Regions from separate parts of the Homo sapiens genome. Here region 2 is linked to region 1. Evidence: read pairs that join two places in POLR2A ChIA-PET (ENCODE). Cell type or tissue: HepG2. All regions are shown on one strand. Each heading gives the region's core, and the rest is flanking DNA. Links, peaks and the distances in the headings are about the cores only.

Region 1 (9,682 bases), core at 2,808-5,307:
AGCGGACACGGGAGTGGGGCCGCCTCACATTTGCTCCCAGAGCAGACCCTCCTGCTTCCCTCCACAGCAGGCCCTCCGCGGGAAGCCCCCTCCCATGCCCTGTCCCCCACACAGCAACCCCGACCGCCTTCACCCAACCTGCCCCACCCCCGCTGCAGCCCCTTTCCAGCCCAGCTCCTGCCCCCCACCGACCCTCCTCCTTCTAGAAGCTTCTCCCCTTGGCATTCAGGTGAGGTAAGAGACTGGCAGGACTAGTTTTCTGGTCCCAGCCCCACTGACCCAACCAGGACCTGGTCCAGGCAGGATGAAGTGAAAAAACCAGCAGAAACCAGCAGACGATGAGAGGCAGATCCCTGGCTGCCCTCACTGCTCATTGGCATCAGACATGCCCACCAGTGCCATGACAGTTTACCAATGCCCCATAAGGTGCCACCCCTTTCCATGGCAACGCCCCATAAGGTGCCACCCCTTTCCATGGCAACGCCCCATAAGGTGCCACCCCTTTCCATGGCAACGACCCATAAGGTGCCACCCCTTTCCATGGCAACGCCCCATACGGTGCCACCCCTTTCCATGGCAACGCCCCATACGGTGCCACCCCTTTACATGGCAACGCCCCATACGGTGCCATCCCTTTCCATGGCAATGACCCATATGGTGCCACCCCTTTCCATGGCAACGCCCCATATGGTGCCACCCCTTTCCATGGCAACAACCCATAAGGTGCCACCCCTTTTCATGGCAATGACCCAGAGGCTACTGCCCTTTTCCTAGAAAATTCTAAAATGACTTGCCCCTCAATTTGCATTGGCCCATCCTTAATTTGCATGTAATTGAAAGTGGGTTCTCATGGGTATAAGTATAGCTGCCAAGCACCCATACACTGTTGGCTGTGGGTGCACTGCCTAGGAGTTAGCCCTGTCCTCAAGAAGCAGTACCGTTCAATGAAAGACTGCTGTCCAACGCCACTAGCTCACCCTTGAATTCCCCTTGGGGAAGCCAAGAACCCTCCCAGGCTAAGCCCTAGTTTGGGGTCTTGCCTGTCCAGTAACAGGGGGCCCTCCCTCTGCCACTTCACTGCCCCTTCCTTGTTCCCCCTCCAAGTGCAGTGCCCAGAACCCAGACACCACCCACTCACGGGACCTTCCCTCTTTCCAGAGAATTCTGAGTCTCGGCCTGGCTGTCCTAACTCCCCTCCCCACAGCTTTTGACTTTCACCTCCACTGGGCTGTCCAGCCATGACCCCAGCCCCCGGCCCCTTCCTGTTACAGCTGGAGGGTCCTGACTCCCACGTCCCCCACAGGGGCCCCCAGCAAAGCACAGCTCCAGACCTGTGGGCCCCATGCAGGCACCATGGTTCATACCTGTAATCCCACCACTTTGGGAGGCTGAGGCAGAAGGATTCTCTCGAGCCCAGGAGTTACAGACCAGCCTGGGCAACACAGCAAAACCTTGTCTCTAAGGAAATAAAAGCAAAAATAAAGAAAATCAAGATGGTAGCAGCAGAGCAGGTCCTCCCACGCGTGCTCGCCCAGCATGTGGCTGGAATCCTGCCAGCTCTGCCCCTCTTCCTGCAGGTGAATGATGGGGACCCTGCACAGTGCCCCCCTCCTCAGAGTTGCCTGCCCTGATGCCCACACAATGACAGCCCCGCCCTCTCCAGCCCCTGCTGTGTCCCTCCACCTTCACCCCACAGTGACTGTGTGCTTCTGTCCGAGTCCCCATGAACCACAAGCCCGTGGTTGAAGGTCTCTTCCTGTTGCTGAAGCCCCAGTCCCTGGTGTGTCCCCCAGGCTATGGTAGGGGTCCCAGAGCATCTGTTGACCACTGTAGTCAGTTCCAATTTCAGACATCAGTGTCCACAGGGGCTTTGGTGCGGATGCCAGTGCTTTGGGCTGGCCTCTTCTACAACTCACCTCCAGCCATGTCATGGCCTCAGCTTAAATCCCTTCAGATGCACGACTGACCAGGCCAGCACAGCAGCCCGTCCACCTGTCTGGGTGACCCTCCTGCCCTGCTGGCCTTTTCTCAGGGCCAGGCTGCAGGTTAAGGCTACAGTGAGCTATGACTGCACCAATGCACTCCAGCCTGGGTGACAGAGCAAGACCCTGTCTCAAAAAAAAAAAATTATCAAAATCAAAAATGAAAGATGGGATATCACTACAGATCCGACAGAAATAAAAAGGATGATAAGAGAATGCTATGAACAATTTTATGCCAACAAATTACATAACCGATTAAATGGACAAATTACTGAAGGAAACTACAAAGACTTACTCAACAAGTAAACAGATTGAAATAGTAATTTTTGAAATTTCCACACTGAAAAGCACAAGGACGGACGACTTCACTTGTGAATTCTACCACACTCTTTTTTTAGTTGCTGTCAACAAGCTTATTGTCTTTATCTGGAAAATCCTCATAGAAATTGTTTGGTTTAGCTTTCAGCAGCCTGCTCCTGAGCTCTGAGGAAGCTTGCCTTCTTTTGAACTACCCAGTCTTTCTTCTGAGCAAGGGACGTTTTCACCTCTTCTTTTTAACTTGTTTCTTAGGCTTCTTTTCATAGACTGGATTATCTTGTATAGCAGCATGAGCTTTCTTTTTTTTTTTTTTTTTTTTTTGAGATGGAGTCTCGCTCTGTCACCCAGGCTGGAGTGCCGTGGCGCAATCTTGGCTCACTGCAACCTCCACCTCCCAGGTTCAAGCGATTCTCCTGCCTCAGCCTCTCGAGCTGCTGGGATTACAGGCATGAGCCACCAAGCCCGGCCACAGCATGAGCTGTCTTATACATCTCCTCCATCATGTCTGGAGTTAAGCTTTTTTTTTTTTGGTGGAGTCTCACTCTGTCATTCAGGCTGGAGTGCAGTGGCGCGATCTCAGCTCACTGCAACCTCTACCTCCCAGGTTCAAGTGATTCTCCTGCCTCAGCCTCCCAAGTAGCTGGGATCACAGGCACCCACCACCACATCCAGCTAATATTTGTATTTTTAGTAGAGACGAGGTTTTACCATGTTGACCAGCTGATTGTGAACTCCTGACCTCAAGTGATTGCCCTACCCCGACCTCCATAAGTGCTGAGATTACAGATGTGAGCCCCTGCGCCTGGCCTACCCTGTTCTTTATGTATTGAGAGAGTTTCTTGTAAGCATCTTCATCTTCCTCCATTAAGTAACGCATGTAATCTGCAACATTCTGGCCTATGATGTGCTTCCAGTGTACTTCTGCATTAAATTCTTTGCTTTCAGAATCATGACCAGGGAATTGTTTGGTACCGTGAGGGACAGACCAGCCTCCATCCACAGCTCCCTTTAGGGCACCAAAAACTTTATTGCCAGCGGCAGTTCTGGCAAGCTCTGCATCCAAAGAGTAGACAAAGGCACCCAGCTGACCATCTATGCTCTCCACACTGTATTCATCGCCAGTCACCTCCACTTGGCCTTCTTAGATCTTGTCCAGGCCAAACCTATTGAGAAGCCTGCGGGCCAGCAGCAGGCCAGGACAATACACTGCAGTGTCATTTGTCAGGCCAACCTTCACACTATATTTTGGCAGTTCGTGTGCATATGCTACACAGACTATCATATCCCCCTCTATACGGGCATAAGCAATCTAACAAATGATATCTCTGTTTGTTACACAAACTATCATCCTGTATTTGGATATGTGGTGTTTATTTTTATCCTGTATCACCAAATGTTTCTGAGCATAGTGATCAGTTTTACCCTCGCCTCATCGTCTAAATTTCACTTGGTATCTCTTAAAGCAGGCCTTATTCTTAATTTTAACAAACCCCATCCTATGGAACAGAGACCCACGTCTGTGGCTCAACAGAGACCTACGGGCCCAGCAGCGCAGGGCAGGGAAGGGCTTTACCAAGCATTTAAATAAGAAACGCTAATCCTTCAAACATTTTTTCAACATAACGGAAGAGAAGGTAAGACTTCTAGATATGGTTTGGATGTCTTGTCCCCTCCAAATCTCATGTTGAAATGAGATCTCCAATGCTGGAGGTAGGCCTAGTGGGAGGCATTTGGGTCACAGGGCTGGATGCCTCAAGAATGGCTTGCAGAAATGAGTGAGGAGAATTCACTCATTATTCCTGAGGCCTTCACCAGAAGCAGATACCAGCATTATGCTTCCTGTATAGCCTGCAGAACCATAAACCAAACAAACCTCTCTTCATTATAAATTACCCAGCCTCAAGTAATTCTTTATGGCAGTGCAAACTGGAGTAACATGCTTCCCAACTAATTCTGAGGCCAGTATTACCCTGAAACCAAAACCAAAGATATCACAAGAAAGAATATCCCTTCTGAATACAGATACAAATATCCTTAACAAAATACAGAATTCAGCAATGTATAAAAAGGATTATATCCTAAAACCAAAAAAGAATTTATCCCAGGAATGCAAGCTTGGCTTAACATCCAAAAACCAATTAATGCAATACATTAATAGAATAAAGGGACAAACCACATGATCATCTCAAAAGACACAGGAAAAAATAGAAAATTGCAAGTGTTGGTGGCGATGTGGGGAAATTGGAACCTCGTAAACTGCTGGTGGGAAAGTAAAATGATGCAATTGCTTTGGAAATCAATCCAGCGGCTCCTTAAAATGTTAAACAGGGCTGGGCACAGTGGCTCACACCTGTAATCCCAGCACTTTGGGAGGCCAAGACTGGCAGATCACCAGAGGTCAAGAGTTTGAGAACAGCCTGGCCAACATGGTGAAACCCCATCTCTACTATAAATACAAAAATTAGCCTGGTGTGGTAGTGCACGCCTGTAATCCCAGCTACTCCGGAGGCTGAGGCAGGAGAATCATTTGAACCCAGGAGGTAGAGGTTGCAGTGAGCTGAGATTGCATCGCTGCACCCCAGCCTGGGTAACAAAATGAGACTCTGTCTCAAAAAATAAAAATGTTAAACAGAGAGTTAATGTATAACCATGCAATTCACTCCTAGGCATATGCCCAAGGGAAATAAAAACATACATCTAAAAAAACATATATGCAGAGAGATAATGATGGCTGACAGGCACAGATAGTATGTACCTCCTCCATGGAGAGATCATGATGGCTGACAGGCACAGATAGTATGTACCTCTTCCATGGAGAGGAACAAAATAGTAAATAGATGTGCACATTTTGAACAGACCATCCCAGAGAGAATGCTAGGATTCACCAGAGATGAGACAGGAAGCACCAGAAGGAAGTAAGGAGAGGGCTCACGGCAGCTTGCCCAGCCAGGAACTGACAGCCTCCAGGTGGGAGTCTCCTGGACATGCCTAAACATGCCTCGGGCCCGACATATGGAGCTGCCTGAACATTACACAGAGACGTCACTCCAGAAAAGGGAACCCACAAAGAACCTCACAGGCATTGAAACCTGGAGCAGCCTCAGCTGAGGCCGTTTTGAGAGCCTCACTACCAGGGATCTAACAACATGGCTGTAGCCACTGCACTGCTCCAAGGAGACAGGGGAGACTGGGCACTACCACACACTCCTGGGAGGTGCCCTGTCACCTTGCTGTGGTCTGCTGTTGGGACCGATGCATGAGCAGACCACACTCCACACAACTTCTTACCCAAGCTGCTTGCCTAGGAGAAACCCCACCCACTCTGGTCTCAGGCCCAAGGCACCAATTGGAGAGTTGAGCACTGAACTGCACCCTGACCTCGGCCTGAGCTTGGGCTGAAACCACTGCAGCTGTTACTCAACCAAGAAAAGACAGGGAAACTAGGCTACCTTATGTATGTCTAGGACAAGACCCACTGCCCTGCAATAGGTTGCCGTGAGACTGAGATCCAACCAGACCACACTTCCTGCAGCGTCCTGCCCATGCTGTTTGCCTGGGAGGAGCCCCGCCCTCCCTGGTCTCAGGCCCGAGGCACCAATTTTAGAGTTTAACGCAAAGCTGTGCCCTGCCCTCAGGCCAAGTTTGACTTGACATGGCTGCAGCTGCTGCCCAGTCAAGGAAGGACGGGGAAGCTAGGCTCTCCTACACATACTCAAGACAAGACCCACTGCCCTGCTATGGGCAGCTGCAGGACTGGGGACTTCCCCTACCCAACCCATCGCAGCTTCCAGCAACAAGAACACAGACTGTTTGGATCCCAGTGGGTTGCTTCACCACCACTGCCGCCATCACCCAAACCACAGCAGCTGCCCCGTTGGTAGCGATGGGGTGAATGTGCTTATTTTTAGGCTCTAGAGCAGCTTACACTGGCTGCAGCGTTGGTGGGTCCTGGGGCTGATTCTTGGGCCTCCAGGTGGCTTGCTTAGAAGCTAGTAGTGGGAGCAGTGGGCCCAGGATGTGGTTTAGGTGAGGGTTGAAATATTACCTATTGGGTACAGTGTTCACTGTTCTGGTGATGGGTACACTAAAAGCTCTGACTTCAGCACTATGTCATGTATACATGTAAGAAACCTGCACTTGTATCCCCTAAATATATTTAAAACTTTAAAATTTAAAAAAAAATCACCTGGGCCGGGCGCGGTGGCTCACGCCCATAATCCCAGCACTTTAGGAGGCCAAGGCAGGCGGATCACCTGAGGTCAGGAGTTCAAGAACAGCCTGGCCAACATGGTGAAACCCCATCTCTACTAAAAATACAAAATTAGGTTATGGTGGCACATGCCTGTAATCCCAGCTACTTGGGAGGCTGAGGTAGGAGCATTGCTTGAACCCAGGAGATGGAGGTTGCAGTGAGCCGAGATTGCGCCACCGCACTCCAGCCTGGGCAACAAGAGCAAAATTCCATCTCAAAAAAAAAAAAAATCATCTGTACCCACACCCCCTCACATTTGTACACACCCACACACAATTTTGTTCTCCCAGGTGAATGATTCAACAGCCAGCCCCAGACTGCGTATGATGTTACCCTCCCATATTTTAGCATGTATCTCTAAAATAAAAGGATTCTAAATAAAGATAACCATGATATCGCTAGCAAACCTAACATTTTTATTAAACAATCGTTCCTGTCATCGAATATCTTGTCAATGGTCAAATTTCCCCAGTCATCTCATATATTGGATCAAATAGGGATCCAAACATTGTCTACACTTTCCAGTCAAATCTTTAAGGAGATCTCAGTAACTGCCCAAATTTTATAAACTCAATTTCACGTTTAACCACAGCTTTATCACTTCAATTTTCTTTTAAAATGTAGATTCTGAATGGCTGGTAGTCTAAGCTTGTCTGGGCCCTGAAGCTCCCCTTGGTTTCAAGTGTGAAGTGACATCAGCCCACACCTTCAGGTTGAATAAGTCTATCTTACAATCTAGTTAAGAAAAACTAGCTAGGCCTTTTAAAAATGTTTTTATTCTTTCTTGTCAGGGAGTAGACTTTATATTCTGCCCTCCAGAATATAGAGTTTATTTATGGTAACACTGTTTATGACAACTTCAGATGGGAACTAACCCAAATGTCCATCAGAAAGAGCTTGGCTAAACAGACTAGGTTATGTCCAAGCAATGGAAAACCATGCCACATTTAAAAACAGTGAGGTGGCTGGGCGTGGTGGCTCACACCTGTAATCCCAGCACTTTGGAAGGCCAAGGCAGGTGGATCACTTGATGTCAGGGATTCGAGACCAGCCTGGCCAACACAGTGAAACCCCGTCCCTATTAAAATGCAATAATTACCCGGGTGTGGTGGTGGGCGCCTGTAATCCCAGCTACTTGGGAGGCTGAGGCAGAGGAATCACTTGCACCCAGGAGGCAGAGGTTGCAGTGAACTGAGATCGCGCCATTGCACTCCAGCCTGGGCAACAGAATAAGACTCTGTCTCAAAAATAATAATAATTAATTTAATTCTAAAAATAAAAAAATAAAAACAGTGAGGTCACTCTATCTGTGATAACGTGAAAGTGCCAAGCTATACAGGTGAATAAAAAAATTAAACAGTGTGGGGAAAAAACAGACTTGTACATAAATCTTCACAGCAGCGCTATTCACAATCCCCAAAGTATAAACAGCCCAAGTGCTCGTACGCTGATGAATGGACAAGCAAACTGTGGAAGCCCCATGCAACGCAGTGTCGTTCAGCCACGGGGAGACGTGAAGCTCTGACACCTGATACAGCCAACGCGCTGTAAACCATTGCACCAGGTGTGGGAAGTCAGGTACAAGAGGACCGGTACGGTATGATTCCACTCACAGGAAATGTCCAGAACGGGCAGCTCCACACACTCAAAGCCAATCAGTGTTGCCAGGGGCTGGGGGAAGAGGAAGGAGGAGGGACTGCTGATGGGAACGGGTGTCCTTTGGAGGTGATTGAAAGATTCCAAAATTGACTGTGATGATGGTTACACAGCTCTGAGAATGTACTAAAAACCAGTGAATTGTGTGCCTTAGATGGGTGAATTTTCTCGTGCCAATGATATCTCAGTAAGGCTGGAAGGACACAGACCTGGTCAGCGAGGAGGGCCTGGGCCTTGCTAAAGTGGGCAGAGTCTGTGGGGTCCATTGGCTCAGCCCCAGCCTCTCTGTGCAGCCCTGGGGCCTGGCTTCTTCTGCCGCACCCCACAAGCTGCCCCCTCTCCCCAGCCGGGGCCCCAGGCCTGCTCCTCTCTGGGCTGAGCATCACCTTTGCCAGAGGAAGGTCAAAGCACCTGGACCCCAACACCCCAAGGACCCTTGCAGGCCTCTTCCGGGATCCACTTCTCAGTGAGCGCTGCCGTGCGCACCCCTGGGCCTGAGGGCTGGGCATCTCCCAGGTATGCAAGGGGCTCTCCGTGCAGGGCTGTGAGCAACGTGGGGGCAGCCGGCCGCAGTCTCCAGCCCCGGGGCCTGCTGGCATCCCCACCAGCCCCCAGCCTGGGCACCCCACCCAAGGAACCCGGCTCCCAGAGTCCGGGGCACTGATTAATATTCACACAGGCAGCAGAGAGCTGCTGAACCCTGAACGCGAGGCAGGGAAGAAAGTTGAAGCATCTGCTATCTATAAATCAAAATGAATTTACTCTTCCTCTAAGGACAGCCGCTGTAATAGGCCGCAGCCAACAGGTCCCATGGTGTGATTTCTGCGCAGGAAGCCACTGCTCACACCGGGTGTGGAAGCATTTGTAACCCCCAGGGGACCTGCTGCTCCACAGAACCCGACGGAAAGCTCGAGGAAGGCCGAGCTTCGGGGGTCACAGGCCGGATGCCGGAGCTGCTCCATGGGTGGTGCCCGAGGGAGCCCTGGGAGGAGCCGTCAGCCCAGGCAGTGGGTGGAGACGGGCTCTGCCTTCTGCCTTCACCAGCTCCGCCCAGCTCCCGGGTCACCCACCACAGCCCCGCCAGAGCAGGCAGACGTGCAGATGCCAAGGCAGACGTGCAGATGCCAAGCCGCACTTGCTCACTAAACTCACGTCCTCGCTACAACGTAGTTGTCGAGTAAATGCTCTCCATGGATTAAAAATATAAGCAGAGATGGCCGGGCGCGGTGGCTCACGCCTGTAATCCCAGCACTTTGGGAGGCCGAGGCGGGCGGGTCACGAGGTCAGGAGATCGAGACCATCCTGGCTAACACGGTGAAACCCCGTCTCTACTAAAAATACCAAAAAATTAGCCAGGCGTGGTGGGGGCGCCTGTAGTCCCAGCTACTCGGGAGGCTGAGGCAGGAGAATGGCGTGAACCCGGGAGGCGGAGGTTGCAGTGAGCCAAGATCACACCACTGCACTCCAGCCTGGG
Region 2 (9,682 bases), core at 3,427-5,926, 250 kb after region 1:
GGGGTGAAGGGAGAAGCAAAAGAACAGCAGGTGCAGCCAGTTCCAGGCAAGATTAGGCAGCACAGGCCACAGCCTCCCTCCTGTGATAATGAGACTTCACTTCAGCCTCTGATTGGTTGCAGGCCGATCCTCCACAGGGTGTAACCCACTGGAAACCTCCAAAGGGCAGCTAGGAGTGTTACCAAATTCTTTTAGCTTTATGAAAACCCTGCGGAGCACTGCATTTGGGGCCTTGGCTGCTTGCTTCGGCCTGCTCCCGCTCTGTGGAGTGCTCCTTCGCTTCAGTAAATCTGTGCCCTCCTTACTCCATTATTTTTTGTTGCTTTACTTGTGTGTTTTGTTCAACACAGCAAGAACCTAGACAACTGACGGTTGAGACCTTCCACCCAGTAACTCTGTGCCTCAAAGGGGCACTGGGAATGAAGTCCGAATATGCTATGGGTAAGAAATCCAACTCTTTCTTTTCTTTTCTTTTTTTTTTTTTTTTTTTGAGACAGTCCCGCTCTGACGCCCAGGCTGGAGCATAGTGGAGTGATCTCAGGTCACTGTAACCTCCGCCTCCCAGCTTCAAGCAATTCTCCTGCCTCAGCCTCACGAGTAGTCGGGATTACAGGCACGCACCACCACGCCCAGCTAATTTTTGTATTTTTAATAGAGACAAGGTTTCACCATGCTGGCCAGGCTGGTCTCAAACTCCTGATCTCAGGTGATCCGCCCACCTCGGCCTCCCAAAGTGCTGGGATAACAGGTGTGAGCCACCACGCCCAGCCAGAAATCCAACTCTTACAAATTCCCACTGTAGTCCGGATGGACTCACAGGGATCTGATTTATCCTCCTGCCTGAGACAGCTGGGAAACCAAGGCAAAATCCATGAGCAATGGTTTCAAGACAAGTGGGCGTGAGAAAGTGAGGGACAGTGAGTCCTGGGAGACAGGAAACGGCCACAGTGAGCTCTGGGAATGCGCCACTGTCTGGGGAGTGTTCTCAGGCAGTGGTGGGGGTGGATCCCAAGTGGAGCTTGGCACACTCCCTGAGAGGAGAAACTGGGATAGAGAGTCTGGGCAGCCGGACCGAGTATGAGAGGGGAGAGGATAACGCAGAGAGAGCTCTGGAGAATATCCACTTTGCTAATACTCTGTGGAGTATTCATGAACACAGGCATGTGAGGGAACGACCAGAGGTGGAGAAAGAACAACCCAAGAGAATTTGAGGGAGTGGGCCGGGCGGGGCTCATGCCTGTAATCCCAGCACTTTGGAAGGCCAAGGCGGGCGGATCACCTGAGATCAGGAGTTTGAGACCAGCCTGGCCAACATGGTAAAACCTGTCTCTACTAAAAATACAAAAATTAGCCAGATGTGGTGGCTCACGCCTGTAATCCCAGCTACTCAGGAAGCTGAGGCAGGAGAATCGCTTGAACCCAGGAGGCAGAGGTTGCAGTGAGCCAAGATCGTGCCACTGCACTCCAGCCTGGAGACAGAGTGAGACTCCATCTCAAAAAAAAAAAAAAAAAAAAAAAAGGCTGGGCATGGATCACACCTGTATTCCCAGCACTTTGAGAGGCCACTGCACCCAACTGACAAAATTTTAAAAACCACTTATCATCTCAATAGTCACAGAAAAATTTTTTGACAAAATTCACCATCCATTCCCGATTAAAAAGAAAAAATATCAGCAAACAGGGAATGAAATTTCCTCAAATTGATAAAGATGATCTGTGAAAAATCTATATGTAACATAACATTTCTCAGTGAAATAATAGATTATTTCCACCCCTCAGATAAAAAACAAGACAAGGATCCCTGCTCTTCTCACTTCGACTCAATACTGCAGGGGGGACCCTACTCCACACAATGAGGCAGGAAAAGAAATAGGCTTCTCGCTTTGAAATGAAGAAGGAAAGTTGTGTACCCTTGTAGATGACATGATTGTCTCTGTAGAAAACACTAGTATCTACAAAAAAGGCACTGAAACTAATAAGTTTAGCAAAGTTGCAGAATACAAGATCAATATACAAAAATCCACTATTTCTTTTTTGTTTGTTTTAGTTTTTTGTTTTTTTGTGTTTTTTTTGAGACAGAGCCTCACTCTGTTGCCCAGGCTGAAGTGCAGTGGTGCGATCTCGGCTCACTGCAACCTCTGCTTCCCGGGTTCAAGCGATTCTTGTGTCTCAGCCTCCTGAGTAGCTAGGACTACAGGTGCGTACCACCACACCCGACTAATTTTTTAATTTGTGGTGGAGACAGGGTTTCGCCATGTTGGCCAGGCTGGTCTTGAACTCCTGACGGCAAGTGATCCACCTGCCTCAGCCTCCCAAACACTGTATTTCTATATACTAGCAAAGAATAACTAGAAATTGAAAATTTAAAAATAAAGCTGGATGGTTTGGGGATAAAAAGCCAGGCTGTGCTAGGGAGTGGGGAGGGGAGTGAGGGGAGCTTTGTTCCCAAGGCTGGTGTTTCCTTCCCTTGGAGCATCATCCCCGGGGCTTGGTATGCAGCAATCTTCAGAGAAATGACTGTGCCTTAGAGCTCGGTGTGTATGTTGTCATCCATATGTGTGAGGCCAACAACTCCCCTTTAATCCTAGCACTTTGGGAGGCCGAGGAGGGCAGATCACCAGAGGTCAGGGGTTCGAGACCAGCCTGGCCAACATGGTGAAACCCTGTCTCTACTAAAAATACAAAAATTTGCCAGGTGTGGTGGTACACACCTGTAGTCCTAGCTACTCGGGAGGCTGAGGTAGGAGAGGAAGGGAGGCAGAGGTTGCAGTGAGAAGAGATCATGCCACTGCACTCCAGCCTGGATGACAGAGCAAGACTCCATCTCAAAAAAAAAAAGACAACCTCCTTTATGCAAGAAATGAGAAATCTGCATCTTTTGACCCTTTCTAGAAAAAAGACAAAGACTTATTCCAGGCAACCAAGAAAGAATCAAAACCAGAAAGTAAAAAAAAAAAAAAAAAAAAAAGGTGAAGCCACGGAGGAGAAGGACTCACGGTGAGCAAGGAAAATGAGGACATATACAGAGTTAGTGAAACGGGCGCAGGAGGAGAAGCTGCTCATTGTGAAATAAAATGTATAAAAATAAGAACAGGATCTTGTCCCAACTAAGCTGACAAAATGAAGAGGAGGCTGTGTAGAAGGAAGGGTGAGTAAAGCAGAAACACACAAGATTAGTGTGGTACAAAACAGAATTCATTGTTACTGTGTGGAAAAAACTGTGAAACTACAATTCATCATAAACACTTAGCAATAAATATGTTTTGCCTTATTCAAAATAAGGCATAAAAATAATATCCACAGAGTCTTACTGAAAAAACGCCTAACAGATGTGCTTGCTTCAGGAAGGAGAAGGGAGCTCAACAGGAACAAGTGGGTTACAGAAAGGAGCAGCGAGGAGCAGGGAATGGGAAAACACGATGGGGAATTGGGAATTCAAGCTGGTGTTGACAGAGGAGGAGGCTGAGGACAACTCTGTGTGTTTAAAAATACCTGGGCCGGGCGCGGTGGCTCACGCCTGTAATCCCAGCACTTCGGGAGGTCGAGGCGGGCGGATCACTTCGGGTCAGGAGTTCGAGACCAGCCTGGCCAACATGGTGAAACCCCGTCTCTGCTAAAAATACAATGATTAGCTGGGCATGGTGCTGCTGGGCGCCTGTAATTCCAGCTACTTGAGAGGCTAAGGCAGGAGAATCCCTTGAATCCGGGAGGCGGAAGTTGCAGTGAGCCGAGATTGCGCCACTGTACTCCAGCCTGGGCAACAAAGCGAGACCTTGTCCCCCTACCCCCCAGAAAATAAAAAAATAAAATATACCAAAAATAAAAATAAAAACACCCTGGGACTACACTTCCCTCATATGGGAGACCCGGCCATTTGCACCAACTCAACTGCTGAAAAGTACCAATTGGGCTGGAGAAAAAAACATATGTTTTTTTAAAAACCTTCCTAGAAACGTAGGAGAGCTGCGAAAATAATCAGGATGGGGGTGCTGAGGAAAGCAGGGCGTAGGAGGTTGCTTTACAGGGGTGGAGGATGGAGGGAACGTTTCCAACCCAGTGGGAGCTGAGGGCTTTGTGGGGAGGCCCCAGCACATGGTGAGGAAGAACTTCCCCACGTTGAGCTAGGCCTTGACCTGGGTTAGCCAGAGCTGGACCAACCCTCTCCCCAAAGCCCAGGCACTGTTCCAGACTCGCTGAGTGGAGGAGCAGGGAGAGAAAGCTCCCCCAAAGCCCACAACCCAGTACAGATTCACAGCCCAGGTTGGGCCCACCAGGAAGACCCATGAAACCTCAGTCTGTGAATCTGGTTTAAACGGCCCCGACAGTCAGACACTGCTCCTGGCACCACCCAGGAGCAACAGGAATCCAGCCTCCGGGAGGCCCTGAGTCCTGGGACGTTGAGCCGCTGAAGGTAAACAAGCACACCAGGAAGCAGAGAGCCCAGAGTGACGCTGTGGAGAGGGTGGGCCCAGGTGTCCTCCAGTAACAAGCCACAGGCCAAGCAGGCGAAAAAACAGGCTTGAAAATACAGGCAGCAGGAAAGGCTGTGATGAGGGACCAGGCACACTTGAGAGAAATGGAATTCCTAGAAACAAAACCACCACGACAGAATTAAAATACAACGGGTGATTTTTAAGAGCAGATTGGGGCCGGGCGCAGTGGCTCACGCCTGTAATCCCAGCACTTTGGGAGGCCGAGGCGGGCGGATCATGAGGTCAAGAGATCGAGACCAGCCTGGCCAACATGGTGAAACTCTGTCTCTACTAAAAATACACAAAAAATTACCCAGGCATGGTGGCACATGCCTGTAATCCCAGCTACTCAGGAGGCTGAGGCAGGTGAATTGCTTGAGCCCAGGAGGCAGAGGTTGCAGTGAGCCAAGATTGCACCACTGCACTTCAGCGTGGGCAAAACAGTGAGACTCTGTCTCAAAAAAAAAAAAAAAAAGGGAGGGGATGTTAAACTAAAAAACCTATATGACAATTTTCATAGATGCAGAAATTTTTCATAAAATTCAATACCTATTCATGATGAAAGAATGTTTAGCAAACTAGGAAAAGAAAGGCACCTCTTTGTCTAGATCAGGGACATCTAGTGCAAACATCCAATAAACTTAATACTGAACAGTAAACCTTTGGAATCATTACTATTAATATCAGGACTCAAACAGGAATTCCCTCATTCACCATTGCCCTGGAGAGCTGAGCCAATTCCACAAGATCCGCCCCCTCCACCCAATGCGTAGGTTTATGAGCTGTCATTAGCTGCAGAATATGTGATCATCATTAAAAAAGGAGACTCCATAGGAAATCTATTAGAAATACTAAAGAGCTTTATCTTTTATTTGTTTATTTATGTTTTTATGAGGCAGAGTCTCACTCCATTGCCCAGGCTGGAGTGCAATGGTGCAATCTTGGCTCACTACAACCTCTGCCTCCTGGGTTCGAGTGATTCTCTTGCCTCAGCCTCCCAGGTAGCTGGGATTACAGGCAAGTGCCACCACACTCAGTTAATTTTTTTGGGGGGGGGATTCTTAGTACAGACAGGTTTCACCATGTTGGCCAGGCTGGTCTCGAACTCCTGACGTCAGGTGATCCACCTGCCTCGGCCTCCCAAAGTGCTGGGATTACAGGTGTGAGCCACCGCATCAGCCATGCTTTGCATTTGTTGTTTGTTTGTTACTATAGTCCGCTTTGTGAATTTGCATGTCATCCTTGCGCAGGGGCCAAGCTGATCTAATCTCCTCCCTTAAGCTTAGAGGTCCTTGAGGTGAAGAAACATTTAAGTAAAGTTTAGCCATCTATTTTTCTGTTAAATTCAAGTAAAAATAAAATAGTTTAAATGACATAAGGTAATTTCATTTCTATAAAATAATTTTTATCTGTTTATCCTGCAAATATCTGTATATTTGGCTACACAAATGTCTAGAACAGGCCAGGCATGGTGGCTCAAGTTCACAATCCCAGCACTTTGGGAGGCCGAGGCAGGAGGATCGCTTGAGCCCAGGAGTTTGAGAACAGCCTGGGTTTGGTTGACCAACCAGAGATAGGAAGACTTCAGGTCTATTCCTATGAAAATCAAAAATAAGAAAAAAAACCCCAAAATGCCTAGAGCAATGTTTGCCTAGGTAAACACTGTTTATTTCTACATGGAGGCTTTCCAGTGAGCCTTAACTTTCTTCCTTGTGGCATCTGCATCACTCAGAGTCCTTTTATAAATAGATACGCTGTTTAACAAAGACAAGGTAGTTGTTAAAGGCCCAGTAGGGATCACTTTACACAGGGAAAAAGCTTTGCTAGAGGAGACGGGGTTTTCCACCTGCTGCTTCTGGGCGGCCGGTTTGGAACGCAACGAGGCATTGTGCGTTAAGTGGAGACGTGGGACTCTCTGGCAGGCCCACCTCTGGCCAGGAGCCAGGGTGGCCTTGCCTGGGTGTGGCCAGGGTCCCACACGCATCGGTGAGTGATAGAGGTTTGCCCTGCCCAGAAGGGAACCCCAGCTGCTGGGGACACTGCAGGACAGACCTGCCTCCCACGGTGGACAAAGCGGCCCTGGTAGCCTGGGGTGGGGAGTCCAGGCCCTGAGCATCCCCCGGGGCTGAGATGTACTCACGGTTCCTGTGGCTCCTGCAGGCAAAGCCCTGGGGACAGAACAGTGAGAGGGGTGAGCGGCTGAGGGCACCCCCTCCCCAGCCCATCCTGCTCCTGCCCTGTCCCTCACTCCTGGGGGTCCTGGGCTGCCCTGAATCCTGGCTTCTCCTCAGTGTCAGGGGCCTGGCCCAAGGCTGGCATGCGGCGGTCACTTAGTAAACAGTGTGGTCTGAATCCCTCTGGACCCTCAGGCCCCAGCTCCCCGACCCACTTGTGCGTTTAAGTGGACACTAGCAGAGCACCCACTACGTGCCAGGCTCGCTTAGGTGCTGGGATTCATGAACAGAGGAAAACTGAACCATCCCCACCTCTCCAGGAGCTCACATTCCGAGAAGGGGGAGACAGAACGATCCGAAACCTGGGAAATCAGCAACTTATATTCTGTGTAACTAAAATAAAGGGGTGGGAAAATAACAGAGGGGTCAGGAGGAGCAAGAGGGGTCCGGATAGTGTGGGGGGTGCAGGTTATAAATCTAAGGGGTGCTTGGGGGGCCTCATAGAGGTCAATTTCATGGGCCTGGAAGCAAGTGAGGCTGAGTTGGTGGTGCGGGGCGGGGGCATGCCGTGCAGTGAACAGGTCCTGGATGGTCCAGGTCCAAGCTGCACTCCTGATTTATGATCATCCCCAGCCCAACCTGACCAAGGGCACTCAAAGAGGGGCATGAGGACTTGTGGCCAGGCTCCCACGGGGCAGAAGGGTCCTGTGGGACAGGCTGCTCGCAGACAGCCTGTGGGTGAGGCAGAAGGCGCCCGGCACCCCGGCACCAACGGCGTGGGAGCTGAGGTCCGAGAGCACAGGGTGGCACTGGCGCCCTCAGAGCAGGGCAGGACCCCCAGAGTCCAGGCCCCCTGGGGGCGGCCACTGAGCCTGGGGTGTTGGACTGTGCAGCCCGCGGTCAACACAGCCGCTCCATTCTTGAAAAGAGCTGACCCTCTACAGACCGGACGGGGAAGCCCAGGCTGTCGGGGTGGGGGTGGGGGTGGGGGGAGCTCAAGATGGAGACCTGGACTTCTGCTCCTAGCCCAGGTGGGAACACGGAAAAATAAAAGTCGGGCCCACTTCTGTTCCTTGAATTGTGGAGCGGGCATTACCGGTGGCTACACCTCCTTCTAAATATTTTTTATTTTGGAATATGTTTAGATTTACAGAGAGTTTACCCAGGATCCCCTCATCTCAACAGTTTCCCGTGCATCTGCAAAACCTGGGGAGCCACATGGGTGGCGGCAGTCAGTGACCCTCAGTCTGGTGTGGAATCGGCGGCAGTCAGTGACCCTCAGTCTGGTGTGGAATCGGCGGCAGTCAGTGACCCTCAGTCTGGTGTGGAATCACGTGCTACTAGTGAACTGTTTTCTGTTCCAGGGTCCAGCGCAGGACCCCACCCTGCAGATGGCCTCTGAGTCTTCGTTCTCACCCCACCGTCTCTACCCATTTGCCGACCACCCCAATAACTCCCCAGAGACTGCCGTGAGTGACCCTCCTCCGCCTGCCATGGCCACGAAACCCGCCGCCCGTGGGCGGAGTATACAGGCTGGACCCAGCGTCCTGATGGAAGCCCCGGCCTCGGCCCCTGGTGGGGAGCAGGGCCTCAAACGAGGGGCCGGCGGAGCTGACCCCAGGCTGCTGAGGGCTCCGCCCAGGCAAAAGGGGCCGGGCTCACCCGGGGCAGCCTCTGGGGAACGGGATCCGAGCAGGCCTCAGGTGGGCAGGCGAGGGCAGCCCAGACCAGCCCGGGCACAGAGGGAGCGGCGGAGGCAGCGTGGGGAGGCCCAGTGAGGCCGCCTGTGTGGAACTGCAGGGGGGCAGTGGCGTGGGTCCCCGGGCCTCCCTCCCGCCAGGTGCCCTGAAGCCCCTCTGGGCGCCCACTGTGGCCTGGACTCCCCGCATCCACCTTCAGGAGAGAAAGAATCCCCGCTGGGGGCTCGGAGGCCGGGGTGGGCTGGAGAGGCGAAGGGCGTCTGCTCTCTCTCCTGACTTCCTGGACTCTGAAGCCCACCCAGGGCTGGCCCCGTGGCCCGAGTGTCTGGGGCTGCAGGAGAAGCCGCTGTCGGGGGCGCGGAACGTCGCGCGGTTCTGCCCCGCCCCTGCCCCACGGCACGGGGAGCGGGACCCGGGCGCGCTGGGGGGAAGGTGGGGGGAGCGGGGGCGGGGGGGGGCTGAGCCCGGGCGCTGGGCGCCTCCCCCGCACGGGGTTTTCCGTCGTGCTTCTCGGGGCTTCCCAGCGGCCGGCGTCGGGGGGTGTGCAGGGAACCCCCAGGGCGGCTGCTCGCGGCCCCACCCCGCCCAAGCTCCCCTGCATGCGGCCCAGCCTCCCGCCGTCACCCGCGCGGGTCCCCCCCCAGGGCGCGGCTGTAGCCCCAGCCTCCCCTCCCTGGCTTCCCCCCGCGGGCAGGGGCTCCCGCGCCCCCTCGCAACCACCGCCCTGTCCAAGGCTGCCCAGGCAGCGCCCCTACACCCACCTCCAGCTTCCCGCTCCTCTTGTCACCCCTTGACCCCTCCTGCTCAACCCTCCCCACCCCATCTTCCATGAGACCCTCCCTCAGCCCCGCCAAACCCCTCCTCTCCTCTCCCCTCCAGCACTTCCCCTCCTTCCTGGCCTCTTCCACCCGCCTCAGCCCCTGCCCTTGCCCCTGCCCCTTTCCTTGGAGTACTGAGGGTTCAATCTTGGTCCCCACCCATTCCCCAGGATCACCTGGCCGTCCTAGCGTGGACAGCGCGGTCACACCTCGGACCGGGAGGCTGCCTGCATACCCCGCAGCCGCCTCAGCAAAGCTTTCCAGCTTGCACTTCAAGGCCGCCTCCCCCCATGTCTCCCAACTCAGGGACCATTTCCTCCCAGAGGCAAAAGTCGATTCTGAGGTCTCATCTCTCGCTTCTCCTTCCCCCTCCTAGCCAGGATCCCCAGGCCTGCCCCCTCCCTGTTTTCCATCTCCACTGCAGGGTGGCATCCGGTGGACACCCCTCCCACCTGAACCCGCCCATCTCCCCTGCTGCCACCGGTTCCCACGCATCCCAGCCTGCTTTCTTCCTTGTT

What was found. Peaks named below come from ENCODE experiments on the same cell type or tissue, not always from the same donor. Only the 100,000 strongest peaks of a DNase experiment are listed, where the experiment ranks them.
Region 2: POLR2A ChIA-PET joins it to region 1 with 9 read pairs; 3 of 35 experiments call an interaction of 5 or more read pairs at or near these places.

What each region holds. Positions count from the first base shown.
Region 1 is chr22:49,755,186-49,764,867 of GRCh38, forward strand. It overlaps the pseudogene RPL5P35. Among named protein-coding and RNA genes, the nearest start is that of BRD1, 68 kb to the right of the region's middle. RefSeq lists enhancers at 5,120-5,419, 8,133-8,916, 8,917-9,682. In HepG2, for the core only: no CTCF peak of the experiment used is centred there; no DNase peak of the experiment used is centred there; H3K27me3 peaks cover 833 bases.
Region 2 is chr22:50,002,025-50,011,706 of GRCh38, forward strand. IL17REL (interleukin 17 receptor E like) reads right to left here. Exons shown (of 15, transcript NM_001371417.1): 2 at 6,613-6,640. Among named protein-coding and RNA genes, the nearest start is that of IL17REL, 5.9 kb to the right of the region's middle. RefSeq lists an enhancer at 1-253 and silencers at 8,732-9,051, 9,062-9,111. In HepG2, for the core only: no CTCF peak of the experiment used is centred there; a DNase peak (open chromatin) is centred at 4,417; H3K27me3 peaks cover 483 bases.